Regions from separate parts of the Homo sapiens genome. Here region 2 is linked to region 1. A link is a loop called in an ENCODE intact Hi-C map of the cell type or tissue named here. Cell type or tissue: PC-9. All regions are shown on one strand.

Evidence for each region. Hi-C counts contacts between places; a loop is a spot of excess contacts. Peaks named below come from ENCODE experiments on the same cell type or tissue, not always from the same donor. Only the 100,000 strongest peaks of a DNase experiment are listed, where the experiment ranks them.
Region 2: it touches region 1 in a loop (11-fold over the local background); 1 of 110 quality-filtered maps calls a loop at or near these places.

The regions. Positions count from the first base shown.
Region 1 is chr3:193,942,592-193,950,591 of GRCh38, forward strand. No RefSeq gene overlaps it. Among named protein-coding and RNA genes, the nearest start is that of LINC02026, 57 kb to the right of the region's middle. RefSeq lists enhancers at 1-263, 437-2,098, 919-1,569. In PC-9, no CTCF peak of the experiment used is centred here; DNase peaks (open chromatin) are centred at 70 and 4,610; H3K27ac peaks cover 538 bases.
Region 2 is chr3:194,026,707-194,034,706 of GRCh38, forward strand. All of the region lies in intron 1 of LINC02028 (long intergenic non-protein coding RNA 2028), which reads right to left. Among named protein-coding and RNA genes, the nearest start is that of LINC02026, 27 kb to the left of the region's middle. RefSeq lists an enhancer at 5,472-6,049. In PC-9, no CTCF peak of the experiment used is centred here; DNase peaks (open chromatin) are centred at 3,305, 3,845 and 5,335; H3K27ac peaks cover 2,697 bases.

The DNA.
Region 1 (8,000 bases):
CCCTAAGTGTACAGTGACATTTATGGCATGCTCACTCACAGGGAAGGGTGAGACAGCAGTTCTTTCATGATTGACATTTTTGAGCTGACCGCAGCTCTGCTGCTTTCAACGTTTGCCCCAGGGTCATCTTTGCTCTCCCCAGGCCACCAGTGAGAGCAGAGCATGGAGATGGCCTGTGTCACTGTTCCCTTGGCCCAAACACCATTAGCTGGAAGTCTGTCACGCAGCCACATCTAACTGGAAAGGGGACTAGAAAGTATAATCTAGTTGTGGACCCAGGAAGCCCGTGACAGTGGGGATTCTAGGGAACTGCCAGCTATCTCTGCCAGTCAGGACCATTTATTTCAGGCTGGGCTCCTTCTGAATAGAAAAGCAGCCGGAGGCCCAGGCGAGGCAAGTGAGGGAGGAAGGGAGCAGCCGTCAGCCTGCAGTGCACTCAAGCCAGCCTCACTTTTTGGGTAAAGCCAATTTCACTCCAGTAGATACAGAGGCCTGGAACCCCTGGATAAGGAGGCCTCCACATTTCTCCCTGTCTATGAGAAGGTGAGAGAGAAGGTTCAAGAAGGCTTTTTCACAAGCAAACCATCAGGCCCCCCAGGGTGTAATTTGGAAACCCCCTGGCTTTCCCTGGCTTTCCCTGGCTTTGCCCTCGGCCCTTGGTCCCTCCTCCTACCCTGTTTTCAGCCCATTTCTCTAGGCATGCACCAGTGGCCAGGACTACCACGTTGCCTGACACCTCGGCTCGGTGCCTCGCCTGTGGGCCACTTTGGGCCGGAGCTACTGATGGGAGCTGATTCAAGAGCCTGGCCCAGCCCTGTGGCTTTGATGGGCTTTCATCCTCCCGCCTGCGCTCCTTGGCTGGACGCCTGGGGAGCTGCATAGCCTTGCCCCGGGCTATCTGCTTTCAGTGGGAGAGGTCCTTCTCTCTGAATACAGGAGGACCCGGAGGTGAGGAGGTGAGACTTGGGCACTCTCGTCTCTGCAGCCTGAGAGCTGAGCCTGCGCCAAAGCCATCTGCCTTCACCCAGCTTTCCCAAGGAGCAGACAAGATAAAGGACAGACGGAATGAACACTGAACAACTTGTTAATGATTTTATTGCAGGTTAAATCAAATGTCTCCAGTAAAACTACAGGAGAACTGCTTTAACCTTACCCTGCTGTAAATATGTATTAACTCAATTACTATCAGCAATTAAGGCCTAGTTTGGGAACACTGGTCTGAGACAAAAAAGACATTATCATCCTGGGAAATGAATCCAGAATAAAAGGAATTTATTCCACCTGAGCTAATGAGCAGCTGTATGGGGATGGAAATGAAGGCCTTTGCCTCGGAATTGCTTTTGACCGTTCATACAGGGAGAGGAGAAAAGGTTCGCCTTTACGTAAAGCTCTTGGAAGCACATTAGGGACATTGTTACAATGCAAATGAGGAAGACCGTTGTGTTTGGGTGGTTTATGGGTTTAGTAAAAGGAGTAACATTTCAATTAGTGGGGAAGGAATGAGAACCTGCCTCAAAGAGGCTTAATTGGCAACTTGGCTTTCCCAGGGGGCTTTGAAGTAGCATCAGAGAAGGAAAGTTTTCAGAGATGGGTGGAGAATAGAGCAACTATAGGGCCCTTGCTGTGCCTGTGAGAGGGCAGATGGGGTGCTCAGAAGGTAAAACCCACAGCACTACACAAATCCCAGCCCCGCGCGAGCGCCCGCTCCAGTCTTCCGGGCTTCTGAGTGGTTTTCTCCACGCCGCTTCTCCCAGCTCCCCCCTGAGAGCGTCAGGACCCAGCCGTTTCTAAAGCAGGCAGCCTCCACGAAGCCATCTCGCTTCAAAGGCTGCAGCCCTAACCTCACCAGTGTGGAATTCCTTTTTTCCTTCTCAAGAGCCCCTGTTGCTGGGTCTCGAAGTTTAGTCCAGCAAACTGGGGAATTCAACTCCTAATTGCAGTGAGTTATGGGGGAGGGTGCAATATTGCATACAAATGTGTATTTTCTGTGCATGTGTGTTCAAGGACTACAAAGTCTGAAGACTGAGGATTCAAGTATGATCGTACCTTAGGGCAAGGGATTGCACAGGTGACTCGTCAAGGTGGGGCTCTCAGATTTCACAAGTCGCAAAGGCATCCAGATCGACATTATCCTACGGTCTCGTCTTTCCTAGCCGTGGCATCCTCATGAGGTCTTTGTCATGTAATTCATGCTCACAAGTCACTCAAATCTTCATGCATCTTGACTGATTTGAGGTTTTACTTCTTAATTCAGTCATTCACAGGGTATGGCAAACTTTTTGTTTTCTAACATGGAGGAACTCTCCAAAGGAAATGTTACAGATAATATGCCAAGATAATCGTTTGCAATGAAGTCTGGAAGAAAATTCAGCTAACCCTGTGTTTTAGCTGCAAGAGAGCAATCTGACCAGGGGTTTGGAGAGCTGTCCAAACCAAGCCTCTAAGTGGTATGCTGGTCTTTCTGAGCTTGAGAAAAAAAGAATGAAGAACTTCCAAGTGACTCCACCAGTCCCTCGGTTCTCTTGATGTTGACTTTGGGGAGAACGAGTTCAACACCCTTCCCATATGCGCATCTGTGAACGTGGATTGGATTTTGCTTGAGATCTTAGCACTGAACCCTGAACTAAAGGAGGCACTATGCCTCCATCTGAAGCAATCAGTCCCCAAAGCACAGGACTCTGAGCCAGGCTCTCTCCCTTCATCCTCCCCTCTCCTGCGGGTGGCTTCTCCTGGAACACTGGCTCATATCTCTGGAGCCTGTGGTTTGGGGATTGCCATTAGCCAACTACAACAGAGCCTGGAGAGTTTACTTTGGGTCTAAAATGGGAACTGGACCCACTCTCTGAGTAATGCTCATCACTCAGCAGGTCTCAGCCGGTGGCCTACAACTTTACAATTGACCCCTCTTCCCACCACCGTGGGTTGCTGTGTAGAGCAATCACTTCCCTCCTAAGCCTCATCTCCTGCTGCCTCCTCAAAGTTGCGATGGTTAGAAAACATGGCATCTGTATGCACCCTGCACGTTCTTGCATGCCAGGAAAGCTGAGCCACCATGCAGTCGCATGGCATGTCCGATCCGTCATGCCACTGTGAGGAAACAGGACGAGGACCAGAAAATCAGCACAGCAACATAAGTTCCTGACTGCTGCTGTGAGTGGACCGGAGATGCTGCACCAGTGACCCAGTCACTGCAGCAACTAGAAGCTGGGATTGACTGGATGCCTTGGGACAGCACAGAATCCATTTCAAGTGCTGAAAAGGACCTTAATAATATTCTAACCAACATACGGATGGGAAACGGAGGCCCGGAGAGGGAAGATTCCTACCCGGGTGCCTGCAGGGAGAGAAGGGCAGAGCTGAGACCCAAACCCAGGTGGGGGTACTGAGGCCAGTGCCCCCTTCTAATATGACTGAATCTCAGCTTCACTTTCCAGTGTGTTTTTGCCTTGGCGAGGGTGGAAATGAGTTTCCAAAACTCTGCAAAGAGAGAGGTATGCGGAGGGGCCAGACAAAGCCCGTGAGCATTTACCATAGATCTCTCTAAAATGGATAATCAATCAAGACGTTGTTGTATACTCTTGCCTCCTTGAGGGAGCATCTTGTGTACTTTCTCCTTGTTCCTCAGACCCCTTCACTATAACCAAGGTTGCCTCTGTGGTGAGTTCGTTAACGCTCGGGAGAAAATTCTCACATTAGAGCATTATTTTCAAAATGCACTCTTCAATGTCCAAAATATTTCCATTCCCAATATCTCACAGTCTTTTTTATTTTTTTATTTTTTCTATAATTTCAACTTTTATTTTATATTCAGAGGGTACGTGTGCAGGTTTATTACCTGGGTATATTGCAAGATGGTGAGGTTTGGGGACACAATTAACCCTGTTACCCAGGTACTGAGCATAGTACCCAATAGTTCGTTTTCCAACCCTTGTCCCCCTCTCCCCCTCCAGTAGTCCTCAGTTTCTATTACCGTCTTGATGTCCACGAGTACCCAGTGTTTAGCTCCTACGCCTAAGAAACAATATGCAATATTTGATTATCTGTTCCTGCATTAATTTACTTAGGATAACAGCCTCCAGCTGCATCCATGTTGCTGCAAGGACATGGTTTCACTCTTTTTATGGATGTGTAGTATTCTATGGTGTATATGTACCACATTTTCTTGATCCAATCTACCAGTGGTGGGCACCTAGGTTGATTCCCTGTCTTTGCTATGTGAACAGTGCAGCAATTAACATATGAGTGCATGTTGCATAACCTTTAAAGGCAAAAAGACATGCTCTATTATCCCATTTTTACAAAGAGGAAATGGGTTTTCAAGAGGTAAAGTAACTTGCCAAAAGCCACGCTCCCCACAAGTGGCTCATACAGACCTAAAGCCAAGTCTAGATCGAAGTCCAACACTTTGCAGAATTCTAGCTTCCAGCAGGAAACAACCTGACTTAGACAATACCTCATTATTTACTTCTCCTCTCTGGGGACAATGAAATTAATGTTCCTTTGAAACATGAGAGTTTGGATAGATGACCACATGTACTTGTCACCACCTCCTCTTCTCTCCTACACCTGGTGTACAGGCAAGGCTTTGAAGAATATAGTGAGTCATTGCAGTCCCCCATCCCTCTTTCAAAATTCCCTGCAGCCGATGAGACCGCTGTCCACACTCACAAACTTACCCTCCCCATTGAGAGTCTGGCATCATCGACGTCTCTCTCAGAGCCTGCCTACAGAGGGGCTGGCCATTGTTCTTGGATAGATGGCTAGACCTTTCAGCCTTCTGTTTTAAAGAAACAGGATGTGGCCAGGCGCAGTGGCTCATGCCTGTAATCCCAGCACTTTGGGAGGCTGAGGCGGGCGGATCACCTGAGGTCAGGAATTCGAGACCAGCCTGGCCAACATGGTGAAACCCCATCTCTACTAAAAAATACAAAAATTAGCCGGGTGTGGTGGCAGGCACCTTAACCCCAGCTACTTGGGAGGCAGAGGCAGGAGAATCATTTGAACCTGGGAGGCGGAGGTTGCAGTGAGCCGAGATCAAGCCATTGCACTCAAACCTGGAGGACAAGAGCGAGGAAAAAAAGAACAAGACATGAGAAAACACGTCAGGCAATCTGGGGTTATGCAGAGGCGATAAAGTCTCTTCATCAATTTTGCTACTTGGGAGTTTCTTCTGGAACATATGAGAAAAGAAGTGAATAGCTAAAGGTGGAAAAGATGAGCTAAGCCAGAGTGTTCACTCCCTGGACTAGAGTCTCGCCAGTAAAGTAGATAACAGAAAATATTTCAAAGATGAGACAAGCAGCAAATAAACCACTGAGAGAATAAAAAATGACTTCCTCCCAAATTTCTTCCCCCCTAAAAATACAAAAGATACAAGATATGTGGTTTTTTTTTTTTTTTTTTTTTTTGAGACGGAGTCTGGCTCTGTTGCCAGGCTGGAGGGCAGTGGCGCGATCTCGGCTCACTGAAGCCTCCGCCTCCCAGGTTCAAGCGATTCTCCTGCCTCAGCGTCCTAAGTAGCTGGGACTACAGGCATATGCCACCACACCCAGCTAATTTTTTTGTACTTTTAGTACCTTTGTACTTTTGTACCATGTTGGCCAGGATGGTCTCCATCTCCTGACCTTGTGATCTACCTGCCTCGGCCTTCCAAAGTGCCGAGATTACAGGCATGAGCCACCGCACCCAGCCCTCATGTGTGCTGCTTATATCTGACATAGGAGACATTGAACTCACACTCCGAATCTTGAGATATTAAAAGTTTTAAGAGATAAATGAGTTCCTCTTAGACAATTATACCTTTATGTCTGCCAGACTCAAATGGGATTTTCTGTAGAATCGTATGGTATATGAAAATCTTCTTTTATTGCAGCCGTTGGAGATGTGTGTGAGTATGTGTGTGTGTACATGCATATTATGCATGAAATTTTGTATCTTCGTTCAAGCTGTCACCCATCTCTCATCTGGAAAATGGCAATGGGATTAAAAGTGCCCCTGGCCTTGAGCCAACCTCTGCCAACTGTGTCTAAGATGCACATCTCACCACTTCCTCCCTTTGGCTGACACCTGCCCAGAGCTCCCCATTGTCCACCTGATAGAGTCTACCCTCCATAGACATAAAACCCCCAGTCCTTCTTCAACCCTCCATGCTCATCATTTCCTGCCTCACAGTTTATGTGCCAAGCAACACGGGGCTCTTCCTAGTTTCCTGCCCTGGTGTCTTTTCTCCTCCATAACCTTGCTTATGCTAGCATCTCTTCCAGGACCCAACATGCTTCTCCCACCTGGACCCCTATTCTCCTACAATGCCCTGGGTGTATCTGTAACTAGCACTTAGAATCACCTGTTCTGGTGTCTGTGTCTGCCACTAAACACACAATGTATGAAGAATATCATACATCAAAAACCACCCAAATCTTAAGTATACAACCAGCCAAATGTTTTCAAATTTCAACCAGCACCCAGAACAAAAAGCAGCCACTATATTTTTGAGGTCAGAGGCTGAGTTTTGTTCATCTTTGTAACTTTAGCACCATGACCAGTAGCTGGCATGCAGTATGTATGGTACCAAATGGTTGTGGAATTAATCAATGAATGGTTATTTCACTGTCTTTTCCTTCTGTTTCACTCATTTACGTTTTCTAACTATTCTCACTTTACCTAAGTTGACCAACAGGATAATTCAGGATTTCTCGCCCAGGCTTTGAGAGCTTGAGTTCTGAATGCTGAGGGTTGTGAAGGAATGTTGGTAGTTAGGGGAAGAAGCATGGGGAGCAGCTTGGCTGCTGACCACCAAACCTGGATAGGCAACTTGGTAAGATCCAAGACTCAGCCATAAGTGAAGATAAAAGTCTTTTCTCTTCATAAACTTCAAGCTATAATCTCAGCTGCCAAAGCATGTCACAGTAACTACCTCAATTAAGAATCAATGAAGAGATCACTAAAGAATAGAACATTTTAGCCTTTTTGCATTACAGCTAAGAAAAGGGAACAGGTAGCATTCATTTTTTCCACACTCAGCCTCTGGTGCCAGGTACCAGCATCGCCTTAAGTTGACAGCTGGCCCACACCTGAGGAGCAAAGGGTCTATTCTCCCTGCTTTCCATGTAAGCAATCATAGGAGGTGTACTATAAAGAGAGTGCTCCCTAAATATTAATGCCCCCATCCACACGCTTCTCTGAAAAGTCCACATTAGGAAGTAGTAAACGTACCATTTAGTTAGCATGTACTATGTGCCAGGCATTTGATAAATAGCCACTTGCACACATTACCACATTTATTCTTCATAACTACTCTCTCAGGTGAGTGATATTATCCGCATTTAACAGGTGAGAAAATTGAGCAATGGAAGCTGGGGTGTGACCTCATATCTTTGATTCCAAACCTATAGTAACTACTCTATTATAAACAAACTATATAACTTGCTTCCTCGTGTCCCTGCAACTGATGAGAAGACCAGTAGTGTCGAGGTTGAGAAACCCTTCTCAGAGGACTCCCCAGAACGAACCTGGGAACTTCAGACAGACTGGGTGGGCCTCCAGCCGGGCCTCGCAGCAGAATCAGGACGGGTCTGTCTTGCTGGCATGCCTCACATTCTCAATCTCACTGCTGGAAACCCAGATTCAATATTACCTGAGGCCGAAGCCTGAGTTCTTATGGTAAATTTTCCCCTGGGGAGTTAGAGTTTCTCATTTATGTTCACCCAAAACCTTACTTTGAAAGAACTATTTTGGAGAAGTTCACAGTGCACACGATGGAAGCATTGAAAACATCTACTCTTTCCCAGGGGCAGTCAAGGGAGATAGGTCCTTCTGAAATGGAAGGGAACCACTCCCCAAAGGAGCATTTCTGAATGAGAGATTAGCAAGGGTTTCCTCAGCAAAAAGCTCGATGTGAGGGCAAGCATCCCCTTCCCTGGCCTGAACGAGCAGCGTGTCATCCCGGGACCTACCCAACACCCTTGGACAGCCTAAGGAAAGGACCTTCTGGCACTGTTCAG
Region 2 (8,000 bases), 84 kb after region 1:
TCTCCATCACTTTTAAATTAATTGCAGCCTGATGGCCAGACCCTGGTGCCATCTTCAGCCAAAGGTGTTCTTGAATGAGCAGTACTAGTAGAGGCAGCAGGTACTGACCTACTGGAAGCCACACACAGGTATCTACACCCCACCCCGTACTCTTAGTACTAGCCTAAGACTTCCGGCAATCCACCTGCTCCCAATCCTCCTTACCAGCCAGGATTTGCATATGAAGTTATCAGGTCAGAGAATTCCGGTGGTACCCAGTGATAGTCTATCTTCATCATTCGTGGATTCCATATTTGCAAATGCACCTATTTGTAACCCCAAAGTCCGTACTCATGCTGACGCAGGACAGGCAAGCCCCAAAATTGAGGCTTAGCCCAGGAGGGTTCTTGGCTTCATCCAGGAAGAATTCAAGGGTGAACCCACAGTGTTAAACAGCGACTCTGAAGCAGCAGAGTGTACAGCAGCAGCAGAGGTACTGTTTTTTGCGGAACAAGAATACTCTATATGCTGTGTGCCCTGAGTATCAGCTCAGAGGCAGTTCTGCACTCATATTTATACCCACCTTTAACTATATGCAAATTAAGGGGCGGTTTATGTAGACAATTCTAGAATGAGAGTGGCCAATCCTGGGTTGCCATGCTAAGGGGCAGTAACTTTTGGGTGTCGCCATGGAAATGGTAAACTGACAGGGCACACTGGCCGGTGTACCTCATGAGGAGATGCTTCTGCCCCCAACCTGTTTTAGCTAGTCCTCAATTTGCTCCAGTGTCCAAGCCCCACCTCCAGAGTCAAGTTCCGTCTCCTACCTCAATGGCTCTTTCAAGGTAATTCCTGGACATGCACAAACAGGTGAAATATTTGAGGCCCACGATGCATGCATTCCCAACTGAGGTCAAGCAAGGTGATGCCCTGCCTTCTTGTTTTGTCTATCATACTGTAAACAAATGTCCTTTTTGCAGTCCATTTAATGCCATGTTTTTTGCATTTTTATGCTTTTCTTGGTGATTTAATGGTTTAAAATGGTCCCCAAGCAGATTGCTGATGTGTTATCTAGTGTTTTAAGTGCAAGAAGGCTGTGATGTGCCTTAGGGAGCAAACCATTTGTGTGTTAGATAAGTTTCATTCAGGTAGAGTTATAATGCTGTTGGCTATGAGTTCATTGTTAATGAACCAACAGTGTATTTAAATATGGTGTCTTTAAGCAGAAACACCCACAAAACAAGTTTGTATATTGATCATTCACAAAAATATTGTGACTAGTGGCTCACAGAAACTGAAGCCTATATTTCCCCTAGAAGCAATGGCTCAGTTTTGCTAATTCAATGCTCATAGCCACTTTATAAATAGAATGTAATTACTGCAAATAATTAGAATAGAGCTGGGTGCAGTGGCTCACGCCTGTAATCCCAGCACTTTGGAAGGCTGAGGTGGGTGGATCACTTGAGGTCAGGAATTTGAGACTAGCATGGCCAACATGGTGAAACCCCATCTCTACTAAAAATACAAAAATTAGTCAGGCTTGGGGGCAGGTGCCTGTAATCCCAGCTACTTGGGAGGCTGAGGCAGGAGAATCACTTGAACCTGGGAGGCGGATGTTGCAGTGGGCCAAGATCACTCCACTGCACTCCAACCTGGGCAACAGTGTGAGACTCCATCTCAAAAAAAAAAAAAAAAAAAAAAAAGAAGAGACTCTATAGACTTATACAGGACAGGACTAGGGGTGGTCTCTCTAGCTCAAACAAAGGTGTGATCCTATATGAGTTAGTATAAGTGCACTGCTGTAGCAAACAGACCCCAAAATTCATGACAATCCTATGGACGTTTACTTCTTAGTCTTGTATCATTTTTGAGCTGGTGAATGAGCCAGCCCAGGGGCTCTCCTCCACTCTGCTCTACAGGAATCAAGGCTGGATGAACACTGTCATTATAACACATGGCTTTCAAGGGTACCCTGTGCATTATCCTTATTTGCCTAAGACAGTAAAGAACACATAGGAGTGAACCTGAGATGTTTTGATGAACCAGGCCTGGAGGTGGTGCCCATCATTCCTACTCATGTTCCATTGGCTACCACTCAGTCACATGACCATGCCTAGCTGCAAGGGAGTATGGGAAATATATTTTGTATGGATGACAAGGGAGACGAGAACAAGATGGCCTTGGCTGCTAGCAGTCTCTGCCACAGTTTGTTTTAAGGACTCATATTGAGTCAGGTTCAGACCAAGACCTACAATTGCCCCAGGAAGATCCATAATTTGCTCCCTTCCCTTCAGTTCTTCTTGAAATTTTTGTTCAGCATTTATTTTGAGGTGAAACAGAGATCTGTGGGGGTGATTGGAAGGAAGAGAGTTGCCCCTTGACCTGTGGAAATACTGTTCAAACCCTTACTCTGATTCTTGAGCCACCTTCAGAGGTGATAAAGATGTCTAGCCCCTCCCTAAGGCTACCTCAAAGTGTAGCATTTTCCTAATCCTCACGTAAATCAGCACCTACGGGTGCAACACAGCTCAAAGCCAGAGGGAGAATCCATAAGCCCTTATCAAGAGTTACCTCTGGGACCAGGTATCTCCCATGGGAAGTACTCAGGTCTGTAAGCCCAAGGCCTCACTGTGAGGACACCTGGCTCTGGGCAGGGCCTTCTGGGACCTCAAGGCTTTGCCTGGCCAGATCTGACTTTAGCTGTCTGGGCCCCTTCCCACACCATGAGGCCAGCTGTGAGGGACCTGTGTGAGAGGGAACCTTGGTAAAAATGGCCTGAGCAAGAGCAGGGAATGGGGGACTTCATCTCCAGCCCGCATCCTGAGAAGGAGGAAGCCTCTGTGCTTTGGAAGCATTTATAAGACTTTGTGTAACCAAGGGCCACCCTTGAGGTTTCCTTGCCTTATTGCTCCCACATACCCTACTGAAAAAAAAAGGGACAAAGACAGGTGATGGCTCACGAAATGGAGCTGCAGAATCTGTCCTCCCCCTCTTGTATCTCTCCTGGCTGCCAACAGAAAGACTCCTGTTCTATAAGCCAGCAGCTTCATGAGGTCTGAAAATAATCCCTGAAAGAAAAAAAAGTAATAATAACAATATTATGTTGAATGCCAGGCACTATGATTAACATGTGATATATGTTGTTGTATTGAATTCTCACCATGACCTGTGAGTTAGGTACTTTAATCTCCACCCAGTTAATGAGGAAACTAAGGCTCAAAGGAGTTAAATAACCTTGTCCATGTTCACACTGCCAGAAAGAGGTTGAGTCAGTACCTCCTGTCTGACTGCAAAGCCTGTATTCTTAACCTCTGAGCTCTGTGACCCTGATAACATTGGTCACTTGCTGGGTGGGGCAGAGGAAGCCCTAGCTGCCTACACCTTCTTGTACCTGCAGCCCTTCCCCTCCACAGCTGGGACCTGTCTCAGGCTGACAACCTGCCAGAGTGACCCATCACCTCTACATATTCACCACACTCTTTCTGAACCTTTTCTGTCCAGTCAGCTTCCAAGCCTCTCTTGGGCATGAGTTTCATCCCAGTGCACCTGATAAGTCCCAGGTGCTCTGCCTGAGCCTGCCCACCAGCTGCCTGAGCTCCACCATTGAAAAGAGGTGTCTCCAGGATGTTAAAGGGAGCCTCGGGTGGCAGAGCTCTCTCCTTCTTGTGCACTTCACTTCAGGTGACTCTTGAAGAGACTTGGAATTGTACCACATCTCAGGACTGGTGGCTTCTGCTCACCTCCCCACTGGAGATCAAAAGGTAATATGCTCCATCAACCACAGAGGTTCATTACTAGCCCAGTATCAAGCCAAGGGTCTGGCCAATGCTTTCACCTGGCAGACTGCCATCAGAGGCTGCTTGGGCAACACAGACATGCAGCCTTGATCTTCACCTGTGCAAACAGCCTACGTGGCACAGCTGAGCCCCAGACATGAGGGATGGACCTGGAGTTTCTCTTTTTTTTTTTGAGACAGAGTCTCACTTTGTCACCCAAGCTGGAATGCAGTGGCACAATCTTGGCTCACTGCAACCTCTGCCTCCCTGGTTCAAACGATTCTCCTGCCTCAGCCTCCCGAGTAGCCGGGATTACAGGCACCTGCCACCATGCCCAGCTAATTTTGTATTTTTAGTAGAGACAGGGTTTCGCCATGTTGGCCAGGCTGGTCTCGAACTCCTGACCTCAAGTGATCCACCTGCCTTGGCCTCTCAAAGTGCTGGGATTACAGGTGTGAGCCACTGTACCCGGCCAGAGTTTCTCTTGACCCCACCCACACCTCCTGGCTGCTTGTCCCAAGACAACAGCTTCCCTACTCCAAATCTACATTTTCCCTCTTTTATTAAGGGAAAGAATAGTCCCTAGGGGTGTGCCACTGTAAAATTCTCTGGAGGAAATAAAGAAAGTAATAACATGTTAAACTATGGATTCTTCGGTAAGTTTCTATGGGCAGCCTTACTTGATGCCATTGGCAATTGTTTCTTGGTTCATTCTCTCCTGGGGCAATCACCAGGTCTGGCCTCATAACAATCCTTTTCCTACTTTTTTTTTTTTTTTCCTGAAAACCAATCCTATGAATTGGTGTGGGAAGGAACCAGTGAAAATCTCCTTGTGAAGGCTCATCATTTAGGATGTTTCTTCTTTAGAGTCCTCCTATTTGGGGGCTTTCTTGGGTAGGGGGAGTGGGGTGTGCACCAGCCAAGCCTCTATCAGGGGGTTGCCAAGCCGTCTCAAACTCTCCCCAGCCGGTTCTTTCCCCGCTGTGGGGCTTTTGGCAGAGAAGGGCCAGAGGGTGCCATTAGCTGGCTTCCCAGGAGCCGTGCGTCCTGCCTGGCTTCCCAGCTGGGTTGGATGGAGGGACATCGTGGTTAACAGATTTGCCAAAAATCATAGAGCTGGGGCTGGCTCTCCAGAGGTCAGGGATATTAAGAGCAAGCCAAAGGGCACAGAGTCCTGTTGCAAGACTGGAAGCAGCCAGGGACCCAAAGAAAGTGCCTGGGGCTAAGCATCGTCGAGCTCATCCTAGGCCTGTCTCCACTCCCTGGAGGACGGTGAACCCATCACCACACATCCCAGGGCCTCGGTCTCCTTGTCTGTAAAGCCAGCAGGTTGGGTCATCTGAGTGGAATAGATACTAAATTAGTCTAAGGTCCCTTCCAATGTTGTGATTCTCTGACTACTTTACAATTTGGGGGTCTGAAGACACCCCTCTACCTTTTTCCATTTGCAAGGTGTGCTGGGGCCACAACAAACCCAACCTCAGGTGCAGCGCCAGGTCCCGCCTCGTTTGTGCCTGTTCTTCCTCACATGACCTTTTGCCCCCGCCTAGCCTGTGCCAGGGCAAATGGAATTCAGACTGCTCTGATTCATTGACCTCAAAGGCAACCAAAAAAATGGCCTTGCAAAGGGGATCTGATGCCTCCAAAGCCGTGACGAGCCTTCCAGGTGGGTGGCTTTTGAAACTGCTCTCCTTCCTTGGGACCACAAAGCTTTATTTGACCAACATTCAAGTTCAAAAACTTTATTTGCCTGGAGCAAACCCAGGAGACTTACTCTTGGAAAACTACCTTCTCCCAGGCTTCACCAGACACCTCACAGGGTGGGAGTGTGGGGTGAAACACATCACACCCATGGCCCTGTGACATTCTCATCTTCCCAGCAGGGAGAACCGGTCCCTGCCAGTGTCGAGAAGTCAAAACAAAGCTCCTTTTCCATGTGCTTTTTCTTCCTCAATGGCTTAGACTGTAAAGTCATCAGGAAGCATGGTCTAGTGCTCCAAGCTCCAGACAGACGGCTTGACCTCTGTCCTGGCGCCCTGGGCTGGCCTGGGCCAGACACCGCACCCCCAGGACTGTTTTCCCATCTGCAAAACAACTCGGGCCTCTCTAAGCCAACACTACCTCTCACTGCAAAACACAGCCCCCTCCCTCCTCCAGGGGCAGTTGGCCTTAGAAACCAGCCCATCTTTAGGGGAAGAAATCCTTATGGGGCAGGCGGCAGCAGGGCATAGCACAGAGGAAGAAAAGAGTTCATCGTGCGCTGGAGGCTGAGGGTGTTGGGGGTTTGAGGGAAGGTGATGGTTTGGGGGAGCGTCTTTTCCACTCTCCTGGATCTGAGGTGGAAGGTCTCTGCTCTGGGCTCTGAAACGGGATGGTGTCATGTGCAGATAAACAGAGAAGCCTATTGTAGATGGCTGTTGGGTGTCTCCAGGGATCAGTAACACCTTCATCAGAGAGGATGCTTCTGTAAGCATTCTACTTCCCTTCCCCACCCCCACCCCTTAAATAAGCAGCTGTTTCCTCCGCCCCTGTCCCTGGCCCCTCGCCGCTGCTGGGTCATCCTGCCAACCCCGGGCTGCAGACTGACTTACCTAGTTTCAGAACTTAACTTGCCTGGATGCACTCCGTCTTCTTCTACTTTACAAGGTCTCTTTTACATCTGCCCTTTACATAAGACCCTGCCTGACCCAGCCTCGAAGGAAAACCCATCCCCCCACCCGTGCTGGTGTTTGGAGCTCAGAAGTAGCCCTCCCAGTGACCCCCTGCCAGGCCTCTGGTGAGCATTTTCATCTGATCCTTAATCCGCCTCCTGCCACCTTGGCCAAACACACCCAACCAGGCTGCCTGTGGTAGGCTCACAATATCCCTGGCTCTTATGCTATCAGATAAGAAACTTCACATGCCCCAGCATCACTGACACCAGGTCTGAGGTTTTATTTGGGAAGAGGAAAGATTAATAGATGCTGGGGCAAAGAAGTCCAAGTATTTGAAGAGACAGACACCCTTGCTCTCCAAAGTAAACCGTTGTACACAATTGCATGGCCCTTAGATGAGATCTGAGAGAGTAGTTCTCACCCCTGGCTGCAAGTTAGAATCCAGGCTGCTCCCCAGACAGATTACATGGGAATCCGTAGGATTGACATCCAGGCATTGGCTGGCTTTGAGAGCCACTGATCTAAAACAATGCCCCATTTTGCAGTTTGGGAAAGAGGGGAGAAGTGATTTGCCCCAAATTAGATGGTCATTTGGGACAGAGCCCTGAGCAGAACCTGTGTCTCCTAACTTTACATTCCTATCTCTTCCCATCATGATTTTCCCTCTGGTCGCTTTAGAAGAGAGGGTCTTAAACTCAGAGGCACATTAAACCTATGTAAGGGAACTACTGAAATATACAATGCCAGGCTTCCTGAAATTCTGGTCTCATTGCTCCGGAGTGTAGCCTGGGTATAAGTATTCAAAGTTCCTTGAGTGACTCTCATGTGTAGTCACAGTTGAATGAAGCCCTGCTTATTAAAGGCTAAACCCCTTCAGAGAGACAGAAAGACTGAGAGAGGGAGAGGCAAAAAAAAAAAAATAATACTGTGGAGGCTGGAGGAAGGAAAATTGTTCTTGTAGGAGGAATCTTGGGATCCATCAAAACAAATGATGCTTGAGCTGGATCTTGAAGCTTTCAATACTTGGAAGTGGCAAACAGCTTTTCAGGAGAGGGAACCGTGTGAGCAGCGTCCCCCAGGAAGGGATATGGGAGATGGGACAGTTAGGAATTGGACAGAACAGGCAAATTGGGACCAGCGTGTGGGAAGCTTTCAATTCACATGGGAGTGTGGCATGAACTGTCCAGCCCAGTGACTTCCAAACTCTCGCACACATCAGACTCACCTAGAGGGCTTGAACGCAGGCTGCCGGGCCCACCCTCAGAGTCCCATATTCAGTGGGTCTGCGTGGGACCTGGGAATTTGCATTTCTAACAAGTTCCCAAGTAATCGTGATACTTCCGGCCTTCCCAAGACACTTTAAGAACCACTGTGCTAGGCAAAGGGAAATCCCAGGAAGTTTCAGATTTGAATCACTTGGAGAAACATATACACACACAGAGAGAGAGAGAGAGTAGGGAGGAACTTCAGTAGGACAGGAACACTGATCTGGCATAGAGAGAAAATCACAGAGCAGAGCAGCCCAGAAGCGCATGCAGGCGCGGCCACTGCATTACAGAAGAAGAAAGGAGGCCCGAAGAGGGCCCGGGCA